Regions from separate parts of the Homo sapiens genome. Here region 2 is linked to region 1. Evidence: chromatin loops called from intact Hi-C (ENCODE). Cell type or tissue: heart right ventricle. All regions are shown on one strand. Region 1 overlaps PDE1A (phosphodiesterase 1A). Region 2 overlaps PDE1A (phosphodiesterase 1A).

Region 1 (8,000 bases):
GAGTGAACTTGGGCATGTTATCTAAACTCTCTGAGACTCATTTTCCACATCTAAAAAATAAGGATAATAAAACTCTCCTTACAGAATTGGGAGTGATGATTAACAAGTAAAAATATAAAATCCCTTCCTTGCCCATAGTGAACACTCATTAAATGGTAGCTGCTTTCACATTATTATTTCAAGATTTATAAACTATCCTTTTGGAAAGGAAAATGTTAGTTTTTATCTAAAGTAGTAGCATATTTTGGTTACTCAACCGGCCTAGTTGTAGGGAGTTAGACTCGGATAAAAAACTGCTAAATAGTCACTAAGTATTTTTTAATATCAAATCAAGCAGGAACCATTGTATATATCACCTTAGATTACTTCCCCGTCTTTCTATCTCAAATTTGATCTGTCTCAGCAAGCCCAATCCATTAGGATATTTAGTATGCCTCTCTATTTCTGCATTCTGTCTGTCTCTAGTCACATCCCCAAAAGTCACCTAACAAGCATGCCTAACTCAGTGACTCCCTTTCCTCTTTTCACAAGCCCATGCAGTGTACATTCTTATTAAGCTAATCTTCTTGATACATTGTTTTTATATAATAGCTTCTTATCGCACAGGTTTATTGTTTCATTTTGTTAACATCTATTTAGAAGACATAAAATATAATTATGTGTAGCCTATTTAAAATAGAATTGATTGCTTAAAAGGCAGCTGCAATAAAAATATAAGTAAAGTGGTCTCTTTCCAGTTTGACAAAGCATTTATTGGAAATAAGGGGGAAACGTTTCATGGTAGCTTCATCTTTACCAAGATTACCTCTAGTGAATTTCAGGTCTCTGGGGTGTCATATAAATAAAGGAAGTAGCACATTTGCAGAACACTTTGAAGAAGTGGTCAGAAGTGATAAATCCTGCAGCATAAGTCAAGGAAGATGAGAAGAAAAAGAGACTCAGAAAAAAAAAAATGGCCATCAGGTAATGCCTTCAGACCTTGGAGGAGGTCCATTGATATGGTGAGAACTAAAGCCAAATTGCAGTGTCATAACAAATAAATTGGAAATGAAGAATTAGAAGCAATGCATCAAAACCAAGTGTAGTGCAAATGGAAGGTTAGAGATAAACTCATTACTTGAAATGAAGGTAAGTGTAAAAGAAGCCTTAGAAAGGAGTTTCATTGGCTGGGCGCAGTGGCTCACGCCTGTAATCCCAGCACTTTGGGAGGCTGAGGCAGGTGGATCACCTGAGGTCAGGAGATCAAGACCATCCTGGCCAACATGGTGAAACCCTGTCTCTACTAAAAAAATACAAAAATTAGCCGGGCGTGGTGGTGGCCGCCTGTAATCCTAGCTACTCGGGAGGCTGAGGCATGAGAATCCCTTGAACCTGGTAGGCAGAGGTTGCAGTGAGCTGAGATCACACCACTGCACTCCAGCCTGGACGACAGAGTGAGACTTTGTCTCAAAAAAGAAAAAAAAGAAAAAGAAAAGAAAAAAAGAAAGGAGGTTAATCTTTTTTCCTGTGAGATAAGAAAAAAGGAAGAAAGGATGGCTGATTAATTAGTTAAACTTTGACATGGAGATGAACGAAATTAATAGGTCGCATGCCTAATGGACTCTAGTTCCTTGAAAGGATCATAACAGACAGTTTGCTGAGTGTTAGGTTGAGTGTTTGAGGAAACTTGTAAAGATTTCAGACAGTTGGTGAGAGAATGTGAGAGACTGATGGGGAATCAAGAAGAGCTGACTGTGCCTGAACTTTTATTTAAGGATGACTGGGAACAATGTCAGGCAATTTTTCTTAAGCACCACCCAGGCAAGGAGCAGCTCAGAGGGGGCAGATGATTGATCTGAGATTTGACAAGAACCCAGAACCCAGAGAATGTGGCAAGACTGCTGTTGCTGGTGAGACTGCTGTTAGATTTAAAATGAGTTCCAACCTGGGTAGGAAGAGAAAGAAAGCCAAGAGTGAGTGACAAACTGGGAGGAAGAGATTATGATGAGCTCGTGTGTGTTACAGAAGGACACAGAAAGTGGACTTTTAAAGTTCAAGATCTCAAAGACAGGACCATGTGAGTGTGCTGTTGAAACAGAAAAGTTATGGGATTGCAGGAGATTAGGAGTTCGTTGAATGCATTATCATTGAACATGCTGAAGTTACAATCTTTCTAGAGACTTCAGAAACCTTCCAGCAAAGACCCAGAAAAAAAGAAAAAGTTCAGAAAAACTGCGAAAAGAGGCTCTAAAGTCTTACCACAAGATACAGCAAAAGAGGAGGAGGACTACTCAAACGCAATCAATTAACATATCTGAGAAATACAAAGAAAAAGTTTTCCCAGAGGTATAGGCTAGGCAGAAAATCTTAGCCCATCCAAAGCAGCAGCTGGATGGAATCACAACTTAATGTCATTTGATTCTAAAATCTTTGAAAAATATTAGAACAACAGTTCTAAAAAAAGACTACGAAAAAAGTAGTTATAAAATATGCACTATAAACATTTATTAAATATAGACTTCTTCCATATTAAATTATTCTTTTAATACCTACAGGCATTAGTTTCTATTTAAGATCAAGGCCCTGCCAAATTTTGTTTTATTAACAGAAGAAAACCAGAAGAAACTTCCCCAAGCAGTATTTTAATTGAAATGTTATTTTTATAAAATGACTATCAGGTCTCCTGAGACGAAAACTTATTCTGATAAAAGTTTATTGTTAACAGGACTTCAGGAGCTGAGCAAAGGGAGAAGATTGCAACAAGCAATGAAAAGCTCCCAATAAAAGTACAAGCAGACTGCCCCACAATGTTTCAGCAGATAGGCAGAAGAATTGACACATTTACAATTTTGCCCTAATAGACATTTTTAAAGTTTTTCCCTAACAATTTGTTTACTGGATATCTGGGAGGTCATGGATGCTCTTTAGGATAAAAATGACTCCTCTCAAAGGTGATAGTAATAACCATTTGTTTAGGTGTTCCTAACACATAGTCATGTCTTGCCTCATTAAAAATCATGCATGATTATCTTACTTTTATGATAAATGTTAAAATGACCTACAAAATGAATTAACATTTATTTATTTATTTATTTAGAGACAGGGTCTCACTCTGTCACCAGGCTGGAGTGCAGTGATGCCATCTTGGCTCACTGCAACCTCCGTTTCCTGGGCTCAAGGGATCCTCCGACCTCAGCCTCCTGAGTAGCTAGGACCACAGGCATGCACCACCACGCCTGGCTTTTTTTATTTTTATTTTTGTATTTTTAGTAGAGATGAAGTCTTGCCATGTTGTCCAAGCTGATCTCAAACTCCTGAGCTCAAGCAATGCGTCCACCTCAGCCTCCCAAAGTGCTGGCATGGGCCACCATGCCTGGCCAACTCTGATATATTTTTATTACCGTTAATTGGCATAATTTTTTTCAAATGTGCATATCTTGACTTGCATACCAAAATGTGAGTTTTCCGAAGATACAGTAAAACTGTGGTTTTATTTTTATTTATATAACTCTTGTATTTATACAACTCATCTACTGCATAACTGCTATGAGGAGGAAGGTATTGTGTTTGACATTACATAGGGGAGAAGTATTGGTAAAAATGTGGAATTTATCTTAACTAAAATGTTAGGTGTATAGCATAAATTCAATAACTGTTTGATAAATAAAATGATAATTGTGATCATTTTATCTATATTTAAGTGGGAATGGGTTTCAATTTTCTCTTTTAAAAGGCATTTTAAAGAAAAACTTTGAACATGTCACAGACCAGGATGTAAAAATAGTGACAACAAAGAATTAAACAGGTAACACTGTTATATGCTGCTGATATTACAACAGTTCCTTAAGTACTTTCTAATTTAGTGAAGAATTCAGAGCTAGGCAGGATAGGGACTGGAGAAACAAATTTCACCCCCTAGTCTGACCCTGAAGAGTGAGAAGGTACAATGTTTAAGAGGGTGCTATGCCACAATCTCAGGTCCAAATTCCAAAGTTATTCATACTAGAGAACCAATCTAAGGGGCAATTCAGAACACAGAGAAATTCAGGAACTGGCTGATTGCTCAGGAGTGAGGCAGACCAACGGTTAGCACTGGGAAGTGTTCCCGTAGGAGAAAAGGCTCAAACACCAAGATGACTCATAAGACAAAATTCCATTTCCTGTACAGAGGGACAGGCTGGAACAAGGCAGCACAGAAAACAGAAATGTCATAAGGACAGTGATAAAGGAACAATGTGCAGGCCAGGGATCCACTCATGACTTAGGAAAAGGGACTAAGACAAAGGCCCAAGCCCTGTGCACTGGGACCCTATGTAGTGACAAGGAGAAATTGTTGAGGCTGAGCAGTTTCACGACCTCACATAATGCCAGTTCTTACCTGTGGTTGTCTGTGAAGAAGATTAGAATGAAAAATACATCACAGGGGCTTCAATGATTTACTTGAGTCAGGCATCCTGAATCTTGGGGTTTAGTATCAAACACTGCATTATAATAATGGAAGGGGAACCAATTACTATCCAATCTGCCTCTTTTGGAATGGCCTCAGGGGTGACCTGGGCTGCATGTGGTACTGTCAGGAGAACAACTTTCAACTTCAATAAAATGGTGGAAGGCAAAGCCAAATGACAAGGGACTGCTAAGGAAAGGAGGAGGAGAGAGGGCAGAGAAACCAACAGTGTAAATTACTTCTTCGACAATCTATTAATGTCAGTACAACCACATATCTTAGGTTCAAAAACTGGAAAAACTTAATCATTAAGTGATTTGGTCATGGTGGGCTTAAAAACAGAAATTTAAAGGCAGTTCTAAAACTCTAATAAATCATTGTTTTAAAGTTCTCACACAGCTGAAACAGAATAAGGCTACTTCATAAAATTTCCTTAAAGTAAACATTCAAATTTCTCATAGAAAAAGTCACAGGTTGCTAGAAATGTATTATAGCACTTCACTTGAGAAACAGAAGTAAAGCAGTGAAGAAGGAGAAAGGATAGAATTTAGTGACTAGTAAGGCTGAAAAATGAATATTTTTTTTCACATGAGCTTGTTTAAAGGCAGAAGAAGGAATTCAGGCAGGGACAGATTAAAAATACATGTAACAAGAAATGCTTGGGGGAGATATATGACAAGAAAACAAGAGGAAATGTTATTAATATCACAGGAAAAGAAATCAGATTTTCACATGATGACTTCATTGAGTTGCCAAATCATGTGCAAATGTTGTAAAGGGACTAAAAAGATATGCAGTAAATAGAAAAGGACAAAAAACAATAAATATTAATGGCTTTGCCACAGCAGTCATTCAATTATTTAATCAATAAATTTTTACCAAGTATTTGGTGAATGGTGGAGGAGAAATATTAGATAAAGTACTAATGTTCAAAAAATTAAAAATTTAGTCAATCCACATATATGATTAGTCAAAATTTCTTTATAACATATACTTATTATTTTTTCATATGTGACATTTAAAATTTATATGTACATTCATGGGTCAAATCAAAATAGATAACTCTCAAAGACTGATAGGTACTTCTACGATAAATATCATCATGAACACTTGAATATTCATATAGAAAGAATAAACTTTATCCCCCACCTCACACCATAGATAAGAATTATTTCAAGATGAATCAAAAACCTACACATAAATGATAAAATTATAAAGCTTATAAAAGAAAATACAGGAAAATCTTTGTAACCCCAGCACAAGCAAAAATTTCTTGAGACACAAAAATACTAACCATAAAAGAAAATTGATAAAGTTTACTTCATCACAATTAAACTTCTGCTATTTAAAAGAGACAGTTTTAAAAATACCATTAAGAAAATAAAAATTCAAGTAAGAATTAGAAGAAAAAATTCATCAGACATATATCTGACATAAGTCTTACATACAGATCATATTAAAATCTTCTACATATAAATAATTAATAGAATAAAAATGAACATGATACTAGAATAAACACTTCACAAAATAAGACACACAAGTGGTGAATAAGCACATAAAAAGATGTTCAATATCACTATAGCCAAAAGGGAAATACAAATTAAATCCAATGATTTACCACTTTTGTATTAGTCTGTTTTCATGCTGCTGATAAAGACATACCCAAGACTGGGCAATTTACAAAAGAAAGAGGTTTAACTGAACTTACAGTTGCATATGGCTGGGGAAGCCTCACAATCATGGTGGAAGGCAAGGAGAAAGTTTCGTCTTACATGGATGGCAGCAGGCAAAGAGAGAATGAGGAGGATGCAAAAGTGGAAACCCCTCATAAAACCAACAGATCTCGTGAGACTTATTCACTACCATGAGAACAGTATGTGGGAAACTGCTCCCATTACTCAAATTATCTTCCACCAGGTCCCTGACTCAACACATGGGAATTATGGGAGTACAATTTGAGATGAGATTTGGGTGGGGACATAGAGCCAAACCACATCATTCTGCCCCTGGCTCTTCCAAATCTTATGTCTTCACATTTCAAAACCAATCATGCCTTCCCAGCAGTACCCCAAAGTCCTAACTCATTTTAGCATTAACCCAAAAGTCCACAGTCCAAAGTCTTTTCTGAGACAAGCAGGTCCCTTCCAACTTTGAGCCTGTAAAATCAAAAGCAAGCTAGTTACTTCCTAGATACAATGGGGGTACAGGTATTGGGTAAATAGAGCTGTTCCAAATGGGAGAAATTGATGAAAATCTGAAATCTTCCAGGACAGTCAAATTTTAAAGCTCCAAAATAATCTCCTTTGACTCCAGGTCTTACATCCAGGTCACACTGATTCAAGAGGTGGGCTTTCATGGCCTTGGGCAGCTCCACCCCTGTGGCTTTGCAGGGTACTGTCTGCCTCCCAGCTGCTTTCATGGGCTGGCATTGAGTGTCTGTGGCTTTTCCAGGCACAAAGTGCAAGCTGTAGGTGCATTCTGGGGTCTGGAAGATGGTGGCCCTCTTCTCATAGCTCCACTATGTGGTACCCCAGTAGGGATTCTGTGTGGGGGCTCCAACCCCACATTTCCCTTCCACACTGCCTTAGCAGAGGTTCTCCATGAGAGCCCCATCCTGCAGCAAACTTCTGCCTGGGCATCCAGGCATTTCCATACTTCTTCTGAAATCTAGGTGGAGGTTCCCAAACCCCAATTCTTCACTTCTGTGAACATTCAGGCTCAACACCATGTGGAGGCTGCCAAGGGGTGGCTTGCACCCAATGAAGCTATGGCTCAAGCTCTACGTTTGCCCCTTTCAGCCAAAGCTGGAGTGACTAGGACACAAGGCACCAAGTCCCCAGGCTGCAAGCAGCATGGGGACCCTGGGCCCTGCCCATGAAACCATTTTTTCCTCCTAGACCTCCAGGTCTGTAATGGGAGGGACTGCTGCAAAGATCTTTGATGTGTCCTGAAGACATTTTCCCCATTGTCTTGGGGTTTAACATTTGGCTCCTTGTTACTTATGCAAATATCTGCAGCTGGTTTGGATTTCTCCTCAGAAAATGGGATTTTCCTTCCTATTGCATTGTTAGGCTGCAAATTTTCTGAACTTTCATACTCTTCTTCATTTTTAAAATTGAATGCCTTTAACAGCACCCAAGTCACCTCTTGAATGCTTTGCTGCTTAGAAATTTCTTCTGCCAGATTCCCTACATCATCTCTCTCAAGTACAAAGTTCCAAAAAACTCTAGGGAAGGGACAAAACGCTGCCAGTCTCTTTGCTAAGACATAATAAGAGTCACCTTTGCTCCAGTTCTCAACAAGTTCTCATCTCAGCATCTGAGACCACCTCAGCCTGGATTTCATTGTCCATATTATTATCAGCATTTTGGTTAAAGCCATTCAACAAGTCTCTGGGGACTTCCAAACTTTCCCACATTTTCTTATCTTCTTCTGAGCCCTCCAAACTGTTCCAACCTCTGCCTGTTACCCAGTTTCAAAGTCACTTCCACATTTTCGGGTATCTTTTCAGCAATGCCCAACTCTAATGGTACCAATTTACTGTATTAGTCCATTTTCACACTGCTGATAAAGA
Region 2 (8,000 bases), 49 kb after region 1:
AATTATTTTGCCTTTCCATTCCTAGTGTAAATTATATCATCAAGGAAATGGGTCCCAAATCTAGCAATGAATCAGACAGCTTGTAGGAATACATCAAACCTTTCTACCCCCAGAGTTAACGAATCAAAATCTCTGGTTACAAATGCAGAAGTTTGTTGTGTTTTGTTTTTGTTTTTGTAAACTGCAAGTCTAATGTCAATTTAAAAAAAAATTCATTTTGTGAATCACTGTTTCAAAATAAACGTTATATAATTTGCAGGTATTACAAAAATATTTACCTATTATAGTGGTGTTTAGGAGGGTTCAAAATAGAAAACGTTATCATAAATCTATCCCATAAAAAAATTTTAAGATAATAAATTTAAGTCCCAAGAGAATACACATTATAGCTAGAACTCAAATTAGATTCAAATGCATAAGGAAGCTCTGTTTTATTATTACGATTTCCAAAGCCTCCTTTCCCTGTCATAGTTTTAGTGTATTTGGAATGGAATTGCCCAAAATTATGTAATTAATTATGTTCAGCTTCTATTAAAATAATTAATTTCATTAAGTCGGCTAGCATGACACTTGGTAAAAATCAATTATTGAAAAAGAACTGGGAAAATGTGGGCAGTCATTACGGGTGTAATAGCTCATGTTTTAGGGCAATTAGGTGAAACGTTTTTACTTTTTAACTTTTTAAAACTTCTTAAACCAGGAATCTCAGGCATGCTATAACCCTGGAGTCAGGTGAACCATGTTTGACCCTTGGGTCACATGAGAGTCATCTGGACTACACTGCTTCATTCATATATATTTTTTTCCTGTCCTCACTGGTCACTTAGACCACTTAACAACATGAAATGAAGATCAAACTATGTGCTTTTTCTTCAACAGCGGAATGAACTGCAGATGGAGTAAGGGAAAGAAGAATCAAAAAAAGCATAAGCGTTTTAAGAGCAGAATAATCGCATTAACTGATCCAAATGCAAATGCTTCCTCATATCTACACCCTTTGGTTATGCCCTCGCACACCAACACTGGGCTTGGCCACGTGGCTTTTTTATTGTTTTTTAAATGGGACAGTAACAACTTAACTCAATCAAACTTAATCACAACCTTGAAAAAGTTTGTGAGTTTCCTCTTCCTCTTAAGCCGGCCCACAGAAAACCCACCATCTGGCCACAGATGCATGGAAAAGACCCACTGATATCAACCAAGCCTGGCACAAATCAGCAGAAACATTCAGCTGACCCACGGGCGCAGATCATTTTAAGCCACTATGCTTTGGGAAGATTTACAAACTGCAATCGCTGATACAATTGTCTTCAATGTTTAAAGAGCTAAACTATGCAAGAGAAAGTTTAAATCCTTCCTGTTCCAGTTCCACTAAAAGAGAAAAAAAAAAAAACATTGTACTGATAGGAAGACAGATTTCATTTTAAGAAAGTATTTTCTAACAAGTTAAGTTCAAATTTGAAATGCCTATAGGCAATGAATTTCCTGACACTGGAATAATTCAAGTTGGTGCTAACACAAATGCATTTTATTCATTCAAGGATTATATACTTCATCTATTCTTTTAATGCTACAAAATTATATACAAGTTATCAGTACAGTTATGCTGTAGAGTATATTGATTTTCTCATTCTTTTTTTCTTTTCTTTTTTTTTTTTTTTTTGAGATAGAGTCTCACTCTGTCGCCCAGGCTGGAGTGCAGTGGCACGATCTTGGCTCACTGCAACCCCCACCTCCTGGATTCAAGCAATTCTCCTGCCTTAGCCTCCCGAGTAGCTAGGACTACAGGCGTGTGCCACCACATCCGGCTAATTTGATTTTCTCATTCTTTAATAAGGATTAGAAACAAGAACCAAGTACTCATCCTCCTAGTATACCTCTTGGATGTAACTGCCAGAATTTTCAGCTAAGCTCTACTGGCCATTTGTTCACCCCAACAATAGAGAGAAGACGACTGTGTGGACCTAACAAAACAAACTTTTCATTCTATCATTCATTCATTCATTTCAAGGGGCACCAGCTAGCAGTCTGCAGCTAGATCCTGTTTAGTGTTTTAGTGTTTTTTAAAATGTCAAACTACATGCCTTTTGTTTCGCACCTACTACGTTCCCACCATATCCTACTTCACATATTTACAATACCAGTGTGGTCCCTGTAGGTATTTAAGTTGAAGACTTGGGTGAATTCTTACTTATAAAATACATTCTACTAAAAGTTATGAGAAATACAAAGATGAATTCAGTATTGATTCTAGCCTCAGGGATCTTATAGTTTCGTAGGGGAGCTGATACCCTTACTTAATTAATTATAATAGAATTATAATAATTATAATAGAAGTATAATATAATTAATACTAATTAATTACTTAAGTATAATAGAATGAGAGAGATGCACAGCAGAAGAGGTGCAGATAAAATGCCACTGTGCTGTTAGAAATAATAATTGGATGCAGCTGGACTGAGCAGTAAATGCCTAATGGGTCCAAAAATTAGCAAGAGTCTCTTTTTTTCTGTTTTCTGTTTTGTTTTGTTTTTTTCACAGAAACATCACTATTAGAATAGATATGTCTTTGGCATCTCTGTTAGTGATCTCTAACAAACAGGTGGGCCCAGATCATCACATATCCCTATTTTCATCCAAATTTAATTTAATGATATAACTTAAAAGTGACTTGACCTGGTGGGGATTTTCTTTTCCTACCTCAGTTGGAACTGACATAACTGCCACTTTTATATGACAAAGATACAGCCCTACTGTTTTTCATTACCATTGGTTTCTAATCAATTTGTTCCAGGCTCTTTGATCCTTAAAAAAGTCAAATTAAGTATTAATATTTTAAAGCTGAAGTGATGGTTTTCATAATAAAAGCACATAACTTTTCAAGCCTATAAGCAGCTGGTTAATACATATACAATTAATATTTAAATATCTGTTTTGGTTTAATGTAAAAACTCTTCAAAAATAATATCCTAAAATCCTAAAGGCTGGAGACACCAAAACACTAAACGTGGATACCAACTTGACTCAGAACTAATGCTTCTACATAACAAAACGTAAGACTTCAGTGCAGCTGGCTTGGATATTACAAAGATAATAAATCTGGAAGTATTATCATCTATTACTTCAAATGCACTGGAACTTGCCCCGTACATTTCCAGCAGCTCCAACTCAGGAAATGTTGAATTTTCCTCAATTATAGCTTGTGTCCAAGTGGCCGTAATCAAATACATAAATAAACTGAAGCTTTCCCATGAGAACTAACTGTCAAAACTACATTATGTCCAGTCACAGAACTGAGAAGACTAGGTTCAAAAATACTGCAGACTTCTTTAAATTTATTCCATCTCTACATACCTACAGGTCGTCTTTTAAACAAGTATCCATCAGTATGACTGTTTCTTCTTTTCATTGCTTTTTACCTAAACACTATGTGAAGTAGTCTGACTACTATAAATGTAAAATTTTCCAGATGGCATAAAATCACTAACAATCCCAGTAGATTGTTTTACCTGCATAATCTTAATTTTCCTTATTTTGATCATTCCAAATCTTTGAAAAGCCATTTCTAAATCTTACCAATGTCTAAGATAAATGTACATGTCATCAAGCTGCTCTAGCTGAGAAAACGACATTTGTGTAGCTCCTGAGTGGAAGACACCTCCCCACATTTTAATCGTACCCTGTTCCTGACTCTATACCCAAAATTATTAATTGTAGATTTAATACTGCCTCATGGAGTTATCCAAAAGATTACATGCATATAGCTTGCCTAAAAATACACCAAGTTTTCTATGAATTTTCCCTCTTGGTGTTAATATCAACACTTGCTACTGCTGCTGATAATTATGATGCTAGTTTATTGGAGATAATTTAAGTTGTGCTGACTGTGGGTGAAATAATACCAGCAGGAATAAATGCCTGGCATTAAATTTACCTCCTGCTATTAAAATGTATAACAAATCATAGTTTATCTATTAGTGATGACCTCTTAAAAATTAGAGCTACTTTTATCACAACTGGAAAAATAACAAGGCACTGTAATGTCTGAAATTTTCTTTCATGGTAAACATTATCTGCCTTACACTCAAATGTGTTTATTTGTTTTCCTTTGATCTTGGTAATACATTTCAAAAATCAGTAAGTTACTAACAGCAATAGGTATTAACCATACCCATTAGGTCCACAAACAAAATTAGGATGTGCTTTTCTTTTTCTAGGCTTTCCTATTTCATCCCACTGCTTTCTCCATTATTAAATGAAGAAAATATGCCTGCCAAATACACACTCAGAACTCCTCTGCTAACAGATACTTGCGAAAATAAAGCTTCTGAGAAGACGTAAAGAGAAGAAACAGCGTGATCTGAATGCTGTGAAGATCCCAATATGATGTTCACTAGTCTTGAAACCTGGCTGCCTTTAGTGTCTTCGATCCTGGATGTACAGACTTGTTCTCAATTACAGGCCTAATAAGGAACTATTTGCATGATTTTGTTTGTGGCTTTTTAGTTTTATTTCTAATGGAAAATTACCACAAAAGTGACCTAATCACTTCTGAACCATGAAAGAGCTTCAAAAAGTTGTCAGTTCCAAAGAACACTAAAGTTTAACATATAAGAATCATTTCAATTTACTTTTTAAATTCATTTTTTCACTGCCTACTTCTGGAAAGAATTTGGAGAGACAAATGGGGAAAATGCACATATAATAGAATTTGATAAAACAAAATATCAAGTAAGAGAAAATAATTGTAACAAAAGCCCAGGCTTAAATGGTTTGAGGCAGTGAAATTCAGAAAAATACTTTTACTGGTGCAATTTTACTAGAAGAAACAGATTTTTCTTGGCCTCATAGTCTAAGGTTGATTTATCACAAGGGAATATAGAAAGTTTACTAAGCAAGATGAGTATGCAATAAGGTGGAAATGTCTTCAACAATTATTTTACTAAAGTTATATAAAGATCCTTCATTTGAATATGTTACATCATTTAATATTAAAACACAAATTAATGAATATAGTCATATAAAGAGACAAATTATTATAATTACCAGAGATAAAGATCTCTGGGAATATAGAAACAAAGGTTTTCAAAAGCCTAAAGGAATGTATCTATGTGAGGTCTCATATATGAAGTGTTGATTCACATCTTGGATTTTAAAGATATATGTACAGTAATTTGTTACATGCTGAGGACCTTAGTATTATTGATTGAAAATATATTAATATAGTTTTGTGATTGTGTTTTCTTTCCAGAAAATTATAAAACTCAAAGTATTTCTCCTGAGGAAAAGGAGCATCGTGTTTTCTCAACACCAGTCTGAGCTGGAAGAGCCTGTGCAGGCAGAATCACAGCGTGCCCAAAAGGCACTCACCATGCACATATGCTCAGGGCTGGATAGTCTCATTGATGCCACACTTCCACATGATAGCCATAAAGGAGATAATATAAACTCCTGCCTTGGCCATAAAAGAAACTTAGCCTTTCTTCCTTCCCTCATTGACATGATATGAAAATATATACCTAAAATTTCCAAGGAAATTTTTTAAAAAATAGATTTGATAACCTCATGATACGAAAATATATACCTAAAATTTCCAAGGAAATTTTTTAAAAAATAGATTTGATAACCTAACTACAGGAAATGATTTGGAATCTTTACTGTAGGAGCCCCAGACATTCTTAGAGGCAGGATCTAAATGATACGTAAGATTCCTCCCAAGCCTCCTAATATCGTAGCCAGCTACAAAATTTCAACGTTCACCATCTACTCCAAAACCTCTCAGTAACTTTTTCCACTTGATGGATGACTTTTACTTTCTGAAACTTAGGATGACTGTGCTGATGAAAAACTGATTTTAATTAAATCTTGAAAATTAAATTGGAAAAAAAGCTCTTGCTCTCATATCTTTCAGGTCACTTAGGTGTTTAGAATGAGTCATTCCTGAAATCTGTCTCTTCCATTTCAATCTCCCAGGATGTTATCACCTCCTTTATGGCACCCATTGCCTGCCTGTAGCACATTTATCTAGGTATATCCTCAATGATATGTCACGTGAGGGCACATAAGTATTTTTCTCCCCATATCTGAACTCTCAAGCACCATGAACTCAGAAGTGGACACTTGTAGTCAATCAGTGAAGGCCAGGTGACTAGAATTAAAGCTGGAGCTTCAATTATAGGGGAAATTAGCCTGTATATAGAAATTTGAAACTATGTCAATGAGCCAAATATTTCAAAAAAAAAAATCCTGGATTAACCTTTTTTTTTTTTTTTTTGATGGGGTCTCACTCTATAGCCCAACCTGGAGTGCAGTGGCGCAATTTCAGCTCACTGCGACCTCCGCCTCCAGAGCTCAAGCGATTCTCATGCCTCAGCCTCCCAAGTAGCTGGGACTACAGGTGCACACCACCACACCTGGCTAATTTTTTGTATTTTAGTAGAGACAGGGTTTCACCATGTTGCCCAGGGTAGTCTCAAACTCCTGAACTCAGGCGATCCACTCACCTTGGCCTCCCAAAGTGCTGGGATTACAGGCATGAGCCACGGCACCCGGCCAAATATTTCTTAATGACTGAAATTTTAAATGAATTACTTTTAAACAGCCAAGATACTATTTTCATAAAATGTCCATTAAGCTTATAACTGGCCCCACTAGCACACAAAACACACTGGTACAGATTTGCCTGTCAAGTGGATTGAGATCCAGTGTGCAAGGCCCCTAGGAAGTGGGGTGCAGTTACAAGTACATACTGAGAAGGAAAGGTCTAGTACATGGGTCTCTGAAAAGTCAGGCTTGAGAAAGATGTCTCAATGTGAGATGCCAGACAGCCTAGGGAAAGCCTAAGAGAACAAGGTGCCTAAGAAAGGAGGCTGACGAAGAAAACGAAGTGAGGCATGAGATAAGAAGCAATGCATCAAAAGCAAGCTTAACCCACTGCCAGCTTCCCTAAAAGTACAACTAGCTATCGGGAAGTCTGTGTTATGGAAATCAGCCCCAAACTTTCTCTGTGCAATTAAGCCTAGTTATTTGAATCTTTTAAGATATTCTCCATCTCCCTTTTCCCTAATCACAATCATAACCTGGTAAAAGCAATGCCAACTGTCAATGTGCCAGATGACCAATAAATCCTGCTCTCACATACAGCTTTAATCTGTTATCAGTCAAAGACCCATTTCTAGACCTACTTGTAACAACTCCCTGGTGAAAGTATGAGAGCACCAGGATCATGAAGCAAATCACTTGAATTTAACAAATTTTATTCTAATTATCTGGGCAAAGAATCTCAGCTTCCACAAAGTTCTATTTTTTACATAAATAAGCACAGAAGTGCAGTTAAGTTGCAATCCACCTTCCCCATAGCACCTAAGCATATAATTAATTAATTAGGAAGAAATGAGGATTTGGCATAAATCAGTGGTGAAAACCACCTGCTTCAATCCCCACAGCTCTCCAAAGGGGTAATACAATAAAGATGATGGCTAGGTGGATCTGATTTTATCCAACACAACCTTGCCTTTCCAAACTGCTGTGGGTGCCCTCTGTGAGTTGTGCCTCACTGGTGTTGAGTTTAGAATCATCTGGGCAACTATCATACCTTTTTGAAGTCGCACGTGCACTTGGGAGAATATAGATACTACATACAATTGGAAGAACTTTTTAGGAAATATGGTAGGTGAATATATTTTGGGGGTCATTTTAGATTTTTGGTTATTTACCAACATCATTGCATAAGACACAAAAACATATTTAAGTAGAGGGGGATAGTAATATTAAATCCATATATATGAATTTAAATATAATTTATGTTCAAAGGAAGACTTTAAAACAGATTCAAGCTAACATCTTGTTTTAAGCATTACAAAGGTATAATGTTGCTATTAATAATTCAGTAATGATGTTTAATCAGTAAAAATGGCCACATTTTATATAATTATATTCCTCGAGGTCTACTCATTCATTATGTAGAAACCACAGAGAAATTTTGCTCATACGTTTTATCA

Evidence for each region. Hi-C counts contacts between places; a loop is a spot of excess contacts. Peaks named below come from ENCODE experiments on the same cell type or tissue, not always from the same donor. Only the 100,000 strongest peaks of a DNase experiment are listed, where the experiment ranks them.
Region 2: a loop joins it to region 1, with 2.8 times the contacts of the local background. A loop is called at or near these places in 14 of 110 quality-filtered maps.

What each region holds. Positions count from the first base shown.
Region 1 is chr2:182,368,729-182,376,728 of GRCh38, forward strand. All of the region lies in intron 1 of PDE1A (phosphodiesterase 1A), which reads right to left. Among named protein-coding and RNA genes, the nearest start is that of PDE1A, 54 kb to the right of the region's middle. In heart right ventricle, no CTCF peak of the experiment used is centred here; a DNase peak (open chromatin) is centred at 4,163; H3K27ac peaks cover 5,324 bases.
Region 2 is chr2:182,417,691-182,425,690 of GRCh38, forward strand. The region is part of intron 1 of PDE1A (phosphodiesterase 1A); the gene reads right to left. Among named protein-coding and RNA genes, the nearest start is that of PDE1A, 5.3 kb to the right of the region's middle. In heart right ventricle, no CTCF peak of the experiment used is centred here; no DNase peak of the experiment used is centred here; H3K4me3 peaks cover 5,295 bases; H3K27ac peaks cover 5,017 bases.